Regions from separate parts of the Homo sapiens genome. Here regions 2 and 3 are each linked to region 1. A link is an interaction called in ENCODE POLR2A ChIA-PET data of the cell type or tissue named here. Cell type or tissue: MCF 10A. All regions are shown on one strand. Region 1 has its middle 250 kb from the start of SP3. Region 2 has its middle 110 kb from the start of SP3. Region 3 has its middle 300 kb from the start of CDCA7.

Evidence for each region. ChIA-PET counts read pairs that join two places held together with the same protein. Peaks named below come from ENCODE experiments on the same cell type or tissue, not always from the same donor. Only the 100,000 strongest peaks of a DNase experiment are listed, where the experiment ranks them.
Region 2: POLR2A ChIA-PET joins it to region 1 with 5 read pairs; 2 of 35 experiments call an interaction of 5 or more read pairs at or near these places.
Region 3: POLR2A ChIA-PET joins it to region 1 with 6 read pairs; 2 of 35 experiments call an interaction of 5 or more read pairs at or near these places.

What each region holds. Positions count from the first base shown.
Region 1 is chr2:173,712,582-173,717,581 of GRCh38, reverse strand. No RefSeq gene overlaps it. Among named protein-coding and RNA genes, the nearest start is that of SP3, 250 kb to the left of the region's middle. In MCF 10A, no CTCF peak of the experiment used is centred here; a DNase peak (open chromatin) is centred at 1,951.
Region 2 is chr2:173,852,683-173,857,682 of GRCh38, reverse strand. No RefSeq gene overlaps it. Among named protein-coding and RNA genes, the nearest start is that of SP3, 110 kb to the left of the region's middle. In MCF 10A, no CTCF peak of the experiment used is centred here; a DNase peak (open chromatin) is centred at 2,642.
Region 3 is chr2:173,650,809-173,655,808 of GRCh38, reverse strand. No RefSeq gene overlaps it. Among named protein-coding and RNA genes, the nearest start is that of CDCA7, 300 kb to the right of the region's middle. In MCF 10A, no CTCF peak of the experiment used is centred here; DNase peaks (open chromatin) are centred at 2,898 and 3,318.

The DNA.
Region 1 (5,000 bases):
TTACTAAAAAGGTCTCAGACTTTCTCTTTCTAACCTCTTCCCCTCCTATATTTTTCTCCTTTTACCTAGGGGTACCTTTTTTCACATTCACCATTAAAGTTCTGCAGCCAGTGAAATTGCCCAATACGCTCCCTATCCCAAGACTGTCGCAGTCTCATATAGGAAAGTATATGAGTGAGTCATTAATAACACATGGAGTTACATAAGTAATGATTTCTTTCAGGTATAACCCAAATGTCTTGGTCTTCATGAGCTGGTAAGGGCAATTCAGTCTGGTCTTATTAATATGAAGCTGCCTGTCTAGATTCAGAGATTCTAGGGTTTTACTAGTCTGCCTGCAGATGACAATGCCTCCAGGCGTTCCTAGGGGTGCTCTAAAGTGTTCATGAATCTGCTGGTTGTTACTCAGTGCTTTGAGTTGGTCATGGTTACTGCTGCTACTGCCACTTCAAGACCATGAAGAGTAGGAGAATGCTCCATTTGTGTTGCACTGTATTGGAAGAAAGTTCCAGTTTAGGTTCACCAAACCCCACAGTGTTACAGTTCTAGAGGTCAAGCATCTGCCAGAGGCTGGAGCTCAAAGAGCAATTGACTTAGGGCCATTTCTTCTCCAGGGCAAATACAAGGCACCCAGTGCCTGAGTAAGACCTGGGGCCATGGGGATTCTCTAGAGGGTGCTCAGTATGACTATCCTTCTCCAGCCTCAGGCCATTGGCTGAGTCTTACCATGCAGACACCTTCTTTGCTTATGATGAATTATTTTACAGGGGCACTGTTATTCTTGAACTGTGGCTCCTCCACCCTCCACCCCTGGGCCAGGTCTCCAGTGCTGCAGGCCATTAGATGTCACTGTGTTTTCCTGAACTTCCCCACAGCTCCTCAGTCCATATATGAATCACTGGATACACAGATTTTTCGTGGAAGGTGCCCAGGTGGTGGCCTGACTCATCCTTCACTAAGAAGGGAACTTAGACCTACCCACAGATATTTGCAGTTTGAGTTTTTATTGTAATGGCTGCTTCCTTCCTTAGGAAAGGAATTTAAGGCATCAAAGAACACATGGGAGACTACCAATGTGGGTAAACTTAAAATCACATTCCAATCCCATTGGGAATTTTTTCAAAATTGACACATTTTAATTGTAAATATTTATGGGGCACAATTTGATGTTTCGGTACATATATGTGTTGTATAATCAAGGCAGTTAGATTTATCACCTCATGGAAAAGTGCTCAACATCAATAATCAACAGGGAAATGCAAGTAAAACACACAATGAGGTACCATCTCACTCCAGTTAAAATAGCCTATCATCAAAAGACAAAAAAAAAAAGTGTTGGTGAGGATGTGGAGAAAAGGGAACAATTACAAACTGTTGATGGGATTGTAAAGTAGGACAGCCATTATGGAAAACAGTATGGAGCTTCTTCAAAAAATTAAAAATGGGACTATTATGTGATCCAGCAATCCCACCACTGGGTATATATCCAAGGCAAATGAAATCAGTGTGTCAAAGAGATACCTGCACTCCCATGTTCATTATAGCACTAGTCACAATAGTCAAGCTATGAAATTGACGTAAGTGTCCAACTTCAGATGAATGGATAGATAATTTTTTATTAGTGTGACTCTTTTCCCTTTGCTTCTTTTCCCTTTGAGATTCCAGGGAGTCAGACTGCAGAGGGATGTGGCTAAGTCCAAATTCCTTGTTTTCTCTACTTCAAGTCTAGCTGAGAGAAAAGGATCCTACATACTGAGTGCATATCCCATTTTCCCACTCACGAGTTCTCTGGAAGCAGAGCCAAAACCGAGCAGCAAAAGTCAATTGATTTATTCTAACATATGCTTCATGTAACTTGAGATGTTGAAAAGCCCTGCATAGTTGCACCTAATTGAACACAGTCAGCAAATCCCATGGTCACCTGACATGTGTAATTTAGACGAGTGGATTAGTCAGCCTGAGACTAGGCACCTTCGTGCATGAATATGGGTGTGGGTTGCCAAGATACCCTCAAGAATGTCCTATGTGCCTATTGAAGCAGGAATCCAAAATTAGAAAAATGCAAATGGCTGTCGTACATGCACACAGTGAGGATGGGCCTTTGCCAATTCAGTTGGCTCCCTTCTAAATCCCAAGGCTGTGTCTTCCATGGAGTAAGGAAGCTGTCGATTTGAGTACTTATTAGAAGAGGAAAAAGGATTCCAATTGTACAAAGCTACTGTAAGTCCTTTGGAAGGAACTGGTGTACAAGTCTTAATATATAATAAATTGAAGGGATGTATGTGACGGACAAGAAAGCAATCTTGACATGACTCATGACTTCTAGTAGTCAAGAATCATTAGATCTGCAAGTGTTTCTTTGGCATGCACCTCTTCCTAATATACAATTTCATTCTTTCTCTCTTGTGACTCCCAAACTCATAGAACATGGACACCCATTGGAAGCAGATATTTTCAGATTCCCAGGTGCACATAAAACTATCCCCCTCCACTCCTAAACATATACACACCAGCTAGAAAGAAGAATTCCATTTAGGATTCTGCCTGCCTTTGTTTAATTCTTCTGTTAGAGCTTTTTAAGTATATGCAGTATACTTAAAATATTGAGGGCTCTGCTCTGCCCTAACTCACAGACTTACAGACCTCTTCCAAGGAGCGTTTTGGTTTCCTTTTAAGTCAGAGATTGGGGAGATTTGATATCAAAAATCCCCAAAATTCTGCAGTGTTTTCATTTTTGGGGTGAATTCTATTTTGCTACTGTGAACCCTGGGTATGAACAGGCATTCCTGTTCTTCCTCCCTCTGGTGCAACCCTTATCTGTGAATAGAAAGTGTCTGCAGAGACCATGGTACTCTGTGGATGAATCCCACTGCTCCTCTGTGGAGTTGCTTCTGGTGGAGGGCAGTCAACACCATCATTCAGGATGCTCAACACAATAAGCCAGAGAAATGAAGGAGATAAAAAAAGAGACATGTCAGAAATCTATCCTCAAAAGATGATCTTTTAGGGAAGGAGAATGGCTTTGAGATTAAACTCCAGAATTTCAGAGTTCTTTGTCTCATATTCCATGTAAAGGTCTTCAAATGAGTGACCATAGGAAAAGTCTTTGATGATTCTTTTGCTTGATATTACTTCCTTAAAAATTGCAACTATAACAAATGTCAACAAAATTCCTTGTAAGGATGAGTGACTAATTACGTATTATAGGGCACACACATGGAGTTGTTCATCAAAACAACTTATTTACCTAGTTACTCACCTAGTTGTGCTGTTTCTATTTTGCTATTTGATGTAGCCCCAAGAGGCCGATAATATAAAGTGCCTCTCCCTGGCTTAAATGCAATTATTGAGATCAATTCAACAAACTCTTAGTGGCATTCTACTACCATCAGACACTGTGCCAGGACCTAGAGAATCAAAGGTTTTGAAAGCCATTAACCTGCCCACCAAGAGCTGACAGCTGGGGAGAGATAGGCCCGTACACAGATGGTTTCAGTCATGTGGCAAATGCAGCTCTAGTTTCAGGCCAGGCCTATGGGATGCTTAGCTGGCCAGCATGAGTCAGGTGAGGCTTCTTGAAGACCAGGATCCATGTGATCAATATTTTTGTCTGCTCATTTCGGGGAGAAACTTTTTTAAATTTCAAAGTTAATCCATGTCCAATTTAACAGTGCACAAATGTGTAAAGGCAAAAGTGAAATGAGATGAATCTTAAAGGCTAAGTGAATATGCAAGTTTTCCCCATCGAGGGTAGACTCTGGGAAGGGAGAGATCTAAATGTGTCTTACAGGCTGAGGAGAAGTCAGGAAAGAGAGAGAGAGAGCGCAAAGCATACAGGAGAGGGCATAAGCAACAGTCCGAGGCCTAGGAGAGCAGGGCACTGGGGTTAAGAGGACAGGTGATGGATTGGCTGTGAGCAGATGCAGAACGAACTCATTCTCTGAGATCGGAGGGGAGGGTGGTTATGGCTGTCAATGAGTTTCGTGTGTGTGTATGAGCACACATAGGTCAGAAATTTAAGGTTGGGTACATCTGATGGTCATAATAGCCAACATTCTCTGAGCCAATACACTCATCAATCACCTACTATGTGCCAAGCACTGTTCCAGGACTGGAGATACAGCAACGAACAGATGAGCTGAAGGCCCCCTCCTGAGGACAGATGGAAGCCTGCCATGTGGAAATGGGGAGCCCAGGACTGGCTGCAGCACACTTACTGGCCGCGTTGTAGCACTATGTTGATAAGGCTCAGGATCTTGTGATCTCTACTATCCACTGATTTGATGTAAGATCCAACTGGGACGATTTCATCCTTGGTCATTTGGACAGGAGTGAAGTGGATGACAGCAGATGACATTTGGGATGCTTATCTAGGTCATGGCCTCTTTTTCTAAGGACTGCCCTCACCCACCCATGAGGATGGACCCAGTGGACATGTTTGTGTTATTCTGACCTTGACCATTTCCCTGGTATAGTCATGTGGATCAGGAATGGACACCTGGCCTAAGCTGGATAGCTCAGATTTTTTTCCTGGGAATTTGGAATTGGTCCTGAGAGAGCTACTCAATTTCTGCAATCACTTTAATTAAATACACATAAATTCAGGATATTAGGGGTAGCCATGCTTGGATCTGTGTATAGAGGAGTATTGCAAAACAATCTAGGGAGAAGAGAGAATTAATTATGATGAGGGTGGAGAGAGAGGCAGGGATGAAAGTCTATGTAACTTGAGAGCGTGAGAGAAAGCAAATCTATTTACTTATCCAACAGTGACTTGAGTGCCTACTCTGTGTTTAGACATGGGGGACACTGTGGTGTCAAGATATGCAAGCTACCTTCCAAACACTTCCATTCTAGAGGGAAGGGGCCTACCTTGGCTCTGGACAGCTTTCTGAGTCTTGGTCCTGGTGCATTGTGAGGCCCAGCTCCATTTTTTGTCCTGGGTTTTCATCTAACTTGTTTCTTATGACAACAATCCCTGCCCCCATCATTGCACCTGA
Region 2 (5,000 bases), 140 kb before region 1:
AAATTAGCAATAATCTTTACTGGAATTTTAATAGCTTAGAACTTTAAAGTTCATCTACTCTAGTCTTTCTTGTTGTTGTTTTTGTTTTTGTTTTTTTTTTTGAGACAGAGCTGACTCTGTCACTGAGGCTGGAATGCAGTGGCACAATCTTGGCTCACTGCAACCTCCGCCTCCCAGATTCAAGTGATTCTTGTGCCTCAGCCTCCCGAGCAGCTGGGATTACAGGCGCCCGCCACCACACCCGGCTAATTTTTGTATCTTTAGTACAGACAGGGTTTCACCATGATGACCAGGCTGGTCTCAAACTTCTGGCCTCAAGTGATCCACCCACCTCGGCCTCCCAAGTGTTGGGATTACAGGCATGAGCCACCGTGCCTGGCCAGTCCCATCATTTTTACAGGCAAGGAAACGATGGTCCTGAGTAGTGACAGCAACACTGTTAGTGGTGGCGCTGGGCTAGCCTCCAGCTCCTCTGGTCAACTGCCTGTGGTACCCAACACTGAGTGGAAAAGCTGCCTTTCTATTGGCTCCTAGGATTGCACAGTTATGCATATGTGATGAAGGAAATGGCCATCTCCACTCAACGTTTATGGTATTTTCACTTAGCTTTTGGACACTGCTGATATTGCTGAATTAGAACAATTCTAGAACATTTATTATTATGTGGAAAGATCATTCATGGCTCTCTAAAATTATTAGTGTAGCCTATTGTAAGTGAAGAGAGAGAGAGAAGAAAAGACACTTCAATGTTTTATGTCCAGAAAGACCTAGTACTTGAATATCAGAGAATACTAGAAATGGAGAAAATATATTTACTTAATGTCACTATAAAATTATTTCTTTTCATGTTGAATCATTGCTAACAATTCACACAATTATAATTTTATATTAGAGAAACAACATCTTTGATATAAAGTAATTTAAGTTGCTCTCTGGTATCTTAAATGTCAAACCAGGGCAAAATCTTACCTGGTAGAAACTGTAGAGTTATGATTGCCACATACCTAGGGTGAGCATTTATTGTTTTGTTTGCTAAGCTCTCTCCCTTCCTTCTGAGACTGTTTTGGGAAACTGCTGGTCTAATACAGGATGCAAAAGGGAGTTGCACTTTAAAATTTGACCTTGACTCCCTGGTGTTGTGATTGTTGCTGGGTGTGAGGTTGGCATGGGCAAGCCAATTATACCACCATATTCTTAGGCAACAATGATTGCTCTGAGAAGGGGCATGTATCCTAAACTAGACCCAGCAGAGTCGTTCCTTGCCATTTTTAAAAAACAGAAGTTGGTAGCAGAGGAGAAGAGTTTCTTTACTTTCTTGTCTTGATGCTGAGAAAATATGACTTAGAAGTAGCTCTGATTGTAGCCTTGGGTAGATAAAGGTGATCTGCAAGAATGAAGCCAGCCCGCAGAGAGAAGCAGAGAGGACAAAGGATGAGAGAAAGGGAGAGAGCTCCTTGACAGGGTTAGAGGCCCTGGTTGCAGTTATGCATGAGGCTCTCCTCTTCCTGTAACCAGGTATCAGCCAGTAATTTTTGTTTTTTCTTTTTTGCTGGTTTGGGTTTTGAAGCTTTGCAGCTAACCATTGATCAAGTTTTAACATACGAAGATTTTGTTTTGCTTTGTTAACTAAACAAGTTGAGCAAATGTGCCTTCTGTATCCCAGAATGTAGATTGCATTGTGTATGTGAGGTAGATATTTATAAGGATGCTGTATTATTTTTCCTCTCTCCTACTTTGACGTTCACTGTATATTACTTACGTAACAGGAAATTAGAAAAAGTTTGAGAAATGTGTCTAGCAGCCTGGCTAAATTTGTCCAACTGCTAAGCAGTCCAGTCTGCCAGGCTGACTTTAATCTGGAAAAGTTCTTTAAAAACCAACCAGTTTGATACAAATGTTTTTGTTGAAATGTTTTCTAGTATGTAGCAGAACTGGCTCTCTCACAAAGCAGCCTATTTATAGTAGTAATTCCTTTGAAGAAAATTTTTTTGTCTGAGTACATGATCAAAGTAACAGCAGAACACTGAATGGATGCATTAATCCAATAAGATATTTAAGTTTGTATTAAATTCTAGAAACTTGAAGCAGGACATCTGAAATGGATTTCACTCAGCATAGTGTAAATCATAGTTCTTGATGGGGTATATTAAAAAGAAAATCTCCTATGGTTTTAATATCTTTAGGATTTTTCTGTAGGAGGGAGTTAGGGCCTGGTGAGTGGGTAAAAGAAAATAAATAGAAAAAAATTTGTAAAAGTTAAAATGCCAACACATGTGCATCGACACCTGAGAATGACAGGGGTGAGGAGAGCCACTATTTCTCAAACATCATCTACCAGCCTTGGAATTGGTTCTTGCCCGAAGTGTTCCTTCCACAGGTAAAAGGAAAAAAACAGCAGAAAATGAGAAAATTCTGATTGAGTTCTGCAGAGCCAAGGGCAAATCAATAGTTCATTTCCCTGACTCCGATATTCAAAACTTGATTTGGAATCAATTTGTGTTTAGAAGGTTTCCACAAATTCTAAGGCAACAAAAATGAAGACATATCACAGAATTTAATCTGTCTTGTTTGCAGCCCTTCCCCTGCCCAGGACTCGACAGATGCAGGAGGGACAGCTGGCAGGAGGAAGGCTTGGATGAAGTCACCAAGGGGACTGTTTGGCTGGTGACTCATGGCTTAAATTTAATTGTTTTGGCAAAGTCAATATGTTGCTCTTGTGTAGAAACAGAAATAATGAGGATATTTGGGTTGATGTTTCTGATTTTTTGAAGGAGCTGTGGTAGTCTTGAATAAATAGAATGGAGATCGGGACCTAGTAAACGAAGACTTGGGGCGATGACATCCATTGCTTCCTTCAAGGTTTTAATGAAAACTGGTGTCCTCTAGGAAAAGAAATGCAGTCCCTTGGGAAGCAATCTTGTACTAGAGAGGAAAAGGCAGCTTTTGGATAATGGTTTCATTTGTAAATATTAAAAAATACCTTGTAACTGGAAATTGTGACTAGAAACCTGTAATTTTCTTGATAATGATTTCTGTTTATATGTGTATGTATCTGTTCATGGTGACATCCGACTTCCCAATATTTCTCAACTATCTACAATTTGGCTGAGAACCAGAAAGTGAGGGGAAAAAAATGACCAAATGAGATGCCCAGAGCCCAGTGACGAAAGCCCTTGTGCTTTACCCATAGATGTTCTTATGGTCTTCTTCTTCTAGTGTTTTCTTCCTTGATTGAAGGCGCCACTGCTCATCCACTTGCATAAACCAGACCTCTAGAAACTCTCCCAGGCACCTTCTTTCCCTTCATCTGGGTGCGCCCATTCACCTTTCGGTCATGCCACACTGACCTTCTACACAGCTCTCAAATCGTCCACTCTTCACGTGCAGGGAGTCTTGACCTACTTTTTGCAATGAAACCCTTTGGCAGTCTGGTGAAGCCTATGTGCCCCTTTTTAAAGTAAGATTTTTAACTTTTTAATTTTTTTTAGCAAACTAATGCAGAAAGAATAAGGCTTTATAATGCATTAAATAAAACACAGGATTACAAAGAAAACCAATTATGTTAAAATACAGTTATCAAAGTATTAATAATTTTGACTTATAATAATATATGTGCTTCTTTATAAATGCATTATGTAATATGACATAGTAGCAGGCCTAACAACTGCAGTAATTTTCAAGTAGTGATGAGTATAAATGACATATATATATATTTTTGTTGTTGTTGTTGTTTGTTTTTGAGACGGAGTCTCGCTTTGTCACCCAGGCTAGAGTTTAGTGGCACAATCAATCTTGGCTCACTGCAACCTCCGCCTCCCAGCTTCAAGTGATTCTCCTGCTTCAGCCTGGGATTACAGGCACACACCAGAATGCCCGGCTAATTTTTGTATTTTTAGTAGAGATGGGATTTTACCATGTTGGCCAGGCTGGTCTCGAACTTCTGACCTCAGGTGATTCGCCTGCCTCGGCCTCCCAAAGTGCTAGGATTACAGGCGTGAGCCACCGCGACTGGCTGAGTATAAATGATATCTTGATATATCTGCAGCAACTGTAATGTGATCTGAAAACACCTGTGATTTCTCTCGGTAGCAAGGTCACAGATGCTGCTAATACTCCTGAGGTTTGCTGCCTACATTTATAACGGAAGGAAATACTAAATTTCAATTAGCGGTTGATGACAATAAAGATACGCTTGTTTTCCCACCTAAATTCACAGAATTCTGTGGAGCCTGGACTGAGAATACTGCCTTTAGGCCAAGCCACCATCGTTTTTGCTGGACTTAACTGCCACAGGCTCCTACTGGATGTAAAGCTTGCCCATGTCCAAAATGTCCTCTACTCTGCAGCCAAGATGGTGTTTTCAAAATGCAACTGCCCACTTATACACCTGAACTGCCTTCCATTGCCCTTAGAGACCAAAAGGCCTAGGTCTTGGCCACAGGGCTCCTCTTCCTATGTGGCAGATTCTGTGTTCTCTCCCACCACAGGGCTTTGGCACGTGTGTTTCTCTCCACATCCTTCCTCACCAGTGAACTCTTAGGAGATCTGCTCAACCATCACAAGGAAGTCTCCTCTGACCTTCCTGATCAGTTCCTGGTTGTCTACTGCCTCATATCCCTCTTGTTTCTCTGAGGTGATGTTACATTTATTTGCATGATTCTTTGGCTAATTGCTTGTCCACCCATCAGCTGTGGGTTTCATCAGAACTGGTTTCCAGCCTGGCCAACATGGTGAAACCCCGTCTCTACTAAAAATACAAAAATTAGCTGGGTGTGGTTGTGGGCGCCTGTAGTCCCAGATACTTGGGAGGCTGAAGCAGGAGAATCGCTTGAACCCGGGAGGTGGAGGTTGCAGTGAGCCGAGATCTCGCTACTGCACTCCAGCCTGGGCAACAGAGCAAGACTCTGTCTCAAGAAAAAAAAAAAAGAACTGGTTTCATGCTATTCCCAGGACAGTGCCTGGCATATAATAGAGGCTCATTAAATGCTTGTAGAATAAAT
Region 3 (5,000 bases), 62 kb after region 1:
TGTAAATGTATTAATATTTTACCAAACAGAAGCTTTGGGAAGGGCCTGTGAACCATGAGAGACCGTTAGTTGTTTATTCTGGATGTCAGAAGTCATCTGAGTAGTTTGTGGCATTACTGTGATAGTCCAAGGGAGTTCAGTCACTCTGGGGCAGGAATCTCTGGTCTAGAACACACATAGAAGGTGAATGTTCTTCATTCATACTGAAGGTGATGGAGATGTAGATCTCTGCTCTTCCACCTCTCATGTGGATTTCAATCAAATTAAGATTGATTCCAGAAATCCTGTTCAGCCTGGACCTGCCTGGAACCTGTAGGGGAAGGTTGAACCTGAAGTTGGTCCCAGAAAGTCTTTGCTGGCTGTCAGGGATATCCTGACCTCTGGCAAAGACTCTATCTCTTTATCTCTTAACATTGTCATTAGGTTGGAGAAATTGGTATATTCATTTCCAGAAGCCCTTGGTCCTTTGTGGGGAGTTGGAGTGTTTGTTGGACCCTGAAACTGATAATATAGCATTATCTTGTGTTTTAGCTCTCTTAACCCCCAGAAGGAAACTTGGAGGACATAGAAAATTCATGCGTCTTAGAAGTAGGTAAGGCTAGAAGCCAGTCTGGGCATCCTCAGATCACAATTCACACACCACAGGGTTGTCTGAGATCCTGCAAGAACAGGCTGGGGTTCTGCTTATGTCTGCTGAGTTCCAACCAGCCCTGGTCACCACAGCGAGTTAGCAATTGCCTCTGTCTATGTTAGAATGGCATGTGCCCGAGGCAAGCCCCTATTTTCTCCTCTAACTCAGCCTTTACTCAGCAACCTCTCCTTTATTCTCTGTGGCTAAAAGATCTCAGCTTGCCTGGTGGCTTATGAAAAAGACCACTTGTTGCGATCCCGTTTGTCTCACTTCTGGGTGCCATACATGTCCTTTATAATACCAGGGACAGCTATCTGCCAAAACATAATGGGCATTTCTTGATCTGAATATAGTTTAGGTTTACTTAGATTTTCGCCACTTTGGGGTGTGGTATCTCTGGCTTTTACTGCAGGGCCTGGCTGCTGTCAGCTCTTTCTGGAGCTCTTAGGATCTTCTCTGTGCCCTGACATGTTCTGCATCAGTCAACATCTTAACAGGAAGCAGAATGCCATTCAGACATCCAGCTGAAGAGTATTTAATGAAGGGACATTTTGCAGAGTTATGGGCAAGGTTAAAAGGACCTTCAAGGAGGCTGAGGCACCTATAGAAGAGTAACAGGGAGAAGCCTTTACTAACCCCAGTCCTGGAAGGGCAAAGGAGGGGAGTGCTGTTACCGGAGGATGGTGAGAACTTGAGCCAAAAAGGAGTAGCCTCCCACCCCCACCGCCACACTTGGAGCTGCAGTCAGAGAAGGATCCAACCCCTGCCAAACCCTGACGTGAAAGCAGGGAAGGAGTGGGAACGAACATTCCCAGCCCTCTCCCACCCTGCCGTTCGCCATTCTGCCAGTGCTTCCTATTGGCCACACCCAACCGAAAGCCAGAGAGCAAAGAGGCTTCAGCAAGGCAGACTGCAAAGGCAGCTTCCGGGTGGCAGGAGAGAGACGGCAGGGCAGCAAATGGATCAGAAGTCAAGATGGCAAGTGGGGCAATGAGCACAGCTGTCTAGGGACTGTCAGTGCCTCCGTGGGACCACCACTGTATCCAGAGGTGTCCTGAGTGGAATGTGAGACACATGGGTTCCTTTGGAACTGTCCCATGGCATGGGGAGTGAGGTGGGGGACACTGCCACTTTCCTGCCTTTAAAGTATCTAGTCTTGGCAGCCATTCCCATGGAATAATTTCCCTATTACTTTTTCCTATGAATAATCTACCTACCTTCCACTTTTAAAATTTTTAATTTTTTTCTTTTTTAAAATTTGAATAATTTTTTAAAAGCCCTCAAGGTTGACAAGGACTAGGATTGACAGTACTATGGCTTTTAGAAATCCCTGTTGTCCATTTAAATTTTAATGTTTCTATCATTTGTTCCTCAGTGTAAATTAACAGCCATGGCAGTGTGTTGGGTTTCTTTTCTGAAGTCGAGACTTTAAATTTAATTCAATAGCCGAGATTTACGGCGCTTCTATATTTCACACGGCAGAATCAATAATGTGACTGAAGTGAAGAAGATAAAAATTTATGGTATCTTGCAATTTAATGGTTGAAAAGATGCAATTGGAGAGATCATAAATTGTGAAGGAGTTTATGCTTCATTGCTCCTGATTCAGTGCTTGCTGTTAGAACTTGATTTGTGGCTATTCACAAGGTGTGATTAATGATGTGATCGATGCTTGCTTCAGTGCAGTAAAGCAGTTGTAATGCTCTTCATTAGAATAAATAAAATAAATTGACTGAAGCTTTATAAAAACTGTGTAACATTTAAAATCTAAAATGTCAATTTTTTTTCCTGTTACAATTTAGGTTTCTTCAGGCAGTTTCCACCTACATCACATCACTCATTGTCATTCTTTTTGGATGTTATAGAAATCCATGTGGGTTTGGGTAAGCTTTATGCAAAGCTCACTGAAGGGGAAAAGAAAGAGTTGAATAGGACCCGCAAAGCTGGGATATTGTGGCGGCTGTGCTTTTCCGTCCTCCTAATGTGCATTTTATCCTTCTTAAACACATGGAGTTAAAAGAAATCAACGCGGAAAATGACCCTTCTATTCATACATTTGCTAAAAAACAATGAAAGTGGATAGTTTTTATTTTTTAAGTGGGGTAGATACATACGCATCTCCATTGCCAGGGCCTGAGAGGGCACAGGCACACCCTTCAGACAACGTTGCTTTAATGTGGAGGTTTTGTTTGACATGCTTCTATTGTCAGCTCATGCTATGACTCAGAAAAAAATGAGCAAGCACAGAAGGGGTACGGCAGTCTCAATGTGTTTGCAAAGAATAAAGTAAGTCTAGATAATGCCTGGAGGGCCTTGGTGAGTCACTTGGGCCGGGAAAAGTTGCCTTTTTACACATGCGTAGAGATTCTTGCCAATTTGGGAACTTATTTATCACAATTGTAAACCAGCTGCCTTTGTTTCAATAACAATTTCTGACATTTATTACTGTCAAAGAAAACTTTAGGCATGTCCCAGAGAGAGGTACATGTCTCCAGAGGATACATTTGCTGGGTTCATTTCCTGCGATCATTTCTTCTTTTTGTAAATGCAAAAAGTTGCAAACAAGTGGCATGGTTAATCTATGGACTTAGATGGTCCTAACTGACTTGTGGGTGCTCCAATCCCAATACTAGTTGCAATTGTAGATTTACACAAGGCCCTGGTGTTGGCAAGCCTTTGTAATATGTTTCCATGACTCAAGCAGATTCCATTAGGATGAGTCTGGAAAGGTTTGGTATGGTGGCAGCTTTTGTTTTCCCTCCATGTCAAGGCCTGAAAGGGGTGAAGCAGCCTTGGGGGTGAGCCTCCTGGTTTTTTGCCTTTGACACCAAATTCATGTTCCTTCTTGTCACTTTGGGGTTCTGCAGGAGGATAGGGGTGGTGTGGGGAGGAATGCAGGGGGCAACCCATACATGGTAATTCTCAACTTTAAAGTATCAATTAAACTGGCTTCTCAGATTTTCCTCGTTTCCCTTAACGGATCCTTAACTCACTCTGTGTTTTCTGAATGATGAAGCACCTTGGTGTAGTAGAGACCTAACTTGCAAAAATACTTCCAGTAAAGAAAATGTGGTACATATATGCCACAGAATAGTATGCTGCCATAAAAAAGAAAAAAAGCATGTCCTTTGCAGCAGCATGGATGGAGCTGTAGGCCATTGTCTTAGGTGAACTAAATCAGAAATAGAAAACTAAATACTGCATGTTCTCACTTATAAGCAAGAGCTGAACAATGGACACATGGACATAAAGATGGAAATAATAGACACTGAAGCCTCCAAAAGGGGGGAGGTGGGAGAGAGTGAGAGTTGAAAAATTACCTATCAGATATAGTGTTCACTATGTGGGTAATGAGTACACTAGAAGCTCAATCCCTGCTAGTATGCAATATAGCCATGTAACAAACAAGCACATGTACCCTTGAGCCTAAAAAACACAACACAACAAAAACCCCAAAATACTTCCAGGTTGTCCGCATTTGGCAATCCTCAGTTCAGTGAATTTCCTTTTGCATTGGCATCTGGATGCTAAACAGGAAAGGGAATTTTTAAAGGTTTACAATATTATGTGCACTTGAGGGGCACTACCTGTTTGGGGGTGTAGGAGCTGGAGGATGCAAAGAAGGATTGATTAAAAATGAAAGGAGAGAGTAGGAAGAATGAACAGAGCTTGAATGAAACAGAATTATTTATCTCTGTGGGCTAGATTTCTGGGGGCTAATGGACATTAAGGGGTTGGCGGAAACTGAAGACTGTGTTATTTCATGGAGAACTGTCCTCGAAGTTGGAGGTGCAACAAGCCTCTAGTGTAAGCCTCATGCGAGTAAGGTCGTGTCTGATTGTCCTATCCATGTACCAGTGTCTAGAACAATGCTTGGCACCTACACCAAGCACTGAATAAATGTTCATTTAGCTTATGGTGTGAGGCAATGAATACATCTTTCTAAAGACTGTAGGCAGACCGAGCAACTGAGAAAATGTCAAGGGCCACCACTGAAAGCTTTACAAGTAAGAGCCTGTTAGGATGGCGAGGGTCTGAGGAAATTTGGAGAAAAAACCCTCAGCACAATCTTTAATAAGCGTCTGCGTCATCCCGATGAACGACTGTTGTGGTTTGGATGCTTATGGCTTTGATCTACCTTTCAGTCAACATATATGAGCAGTTTGGGGGGATAATAGAATGAGAATTCCCAAAATATTGTTGGAGGAGAAGGGAGCAATAGGTGTTGGCAGGGAAATTCCAGCCCAAGTATATAAATAACCAAAGGGAATTTTTTCATCAAATTGTGGGAAGCGGATGAACCAACCTCTCTGGGCCTGTTTTCCTATCCGTATTGGGGGCAAGGTGAGAGAAGCCGTAAGATGTTCCC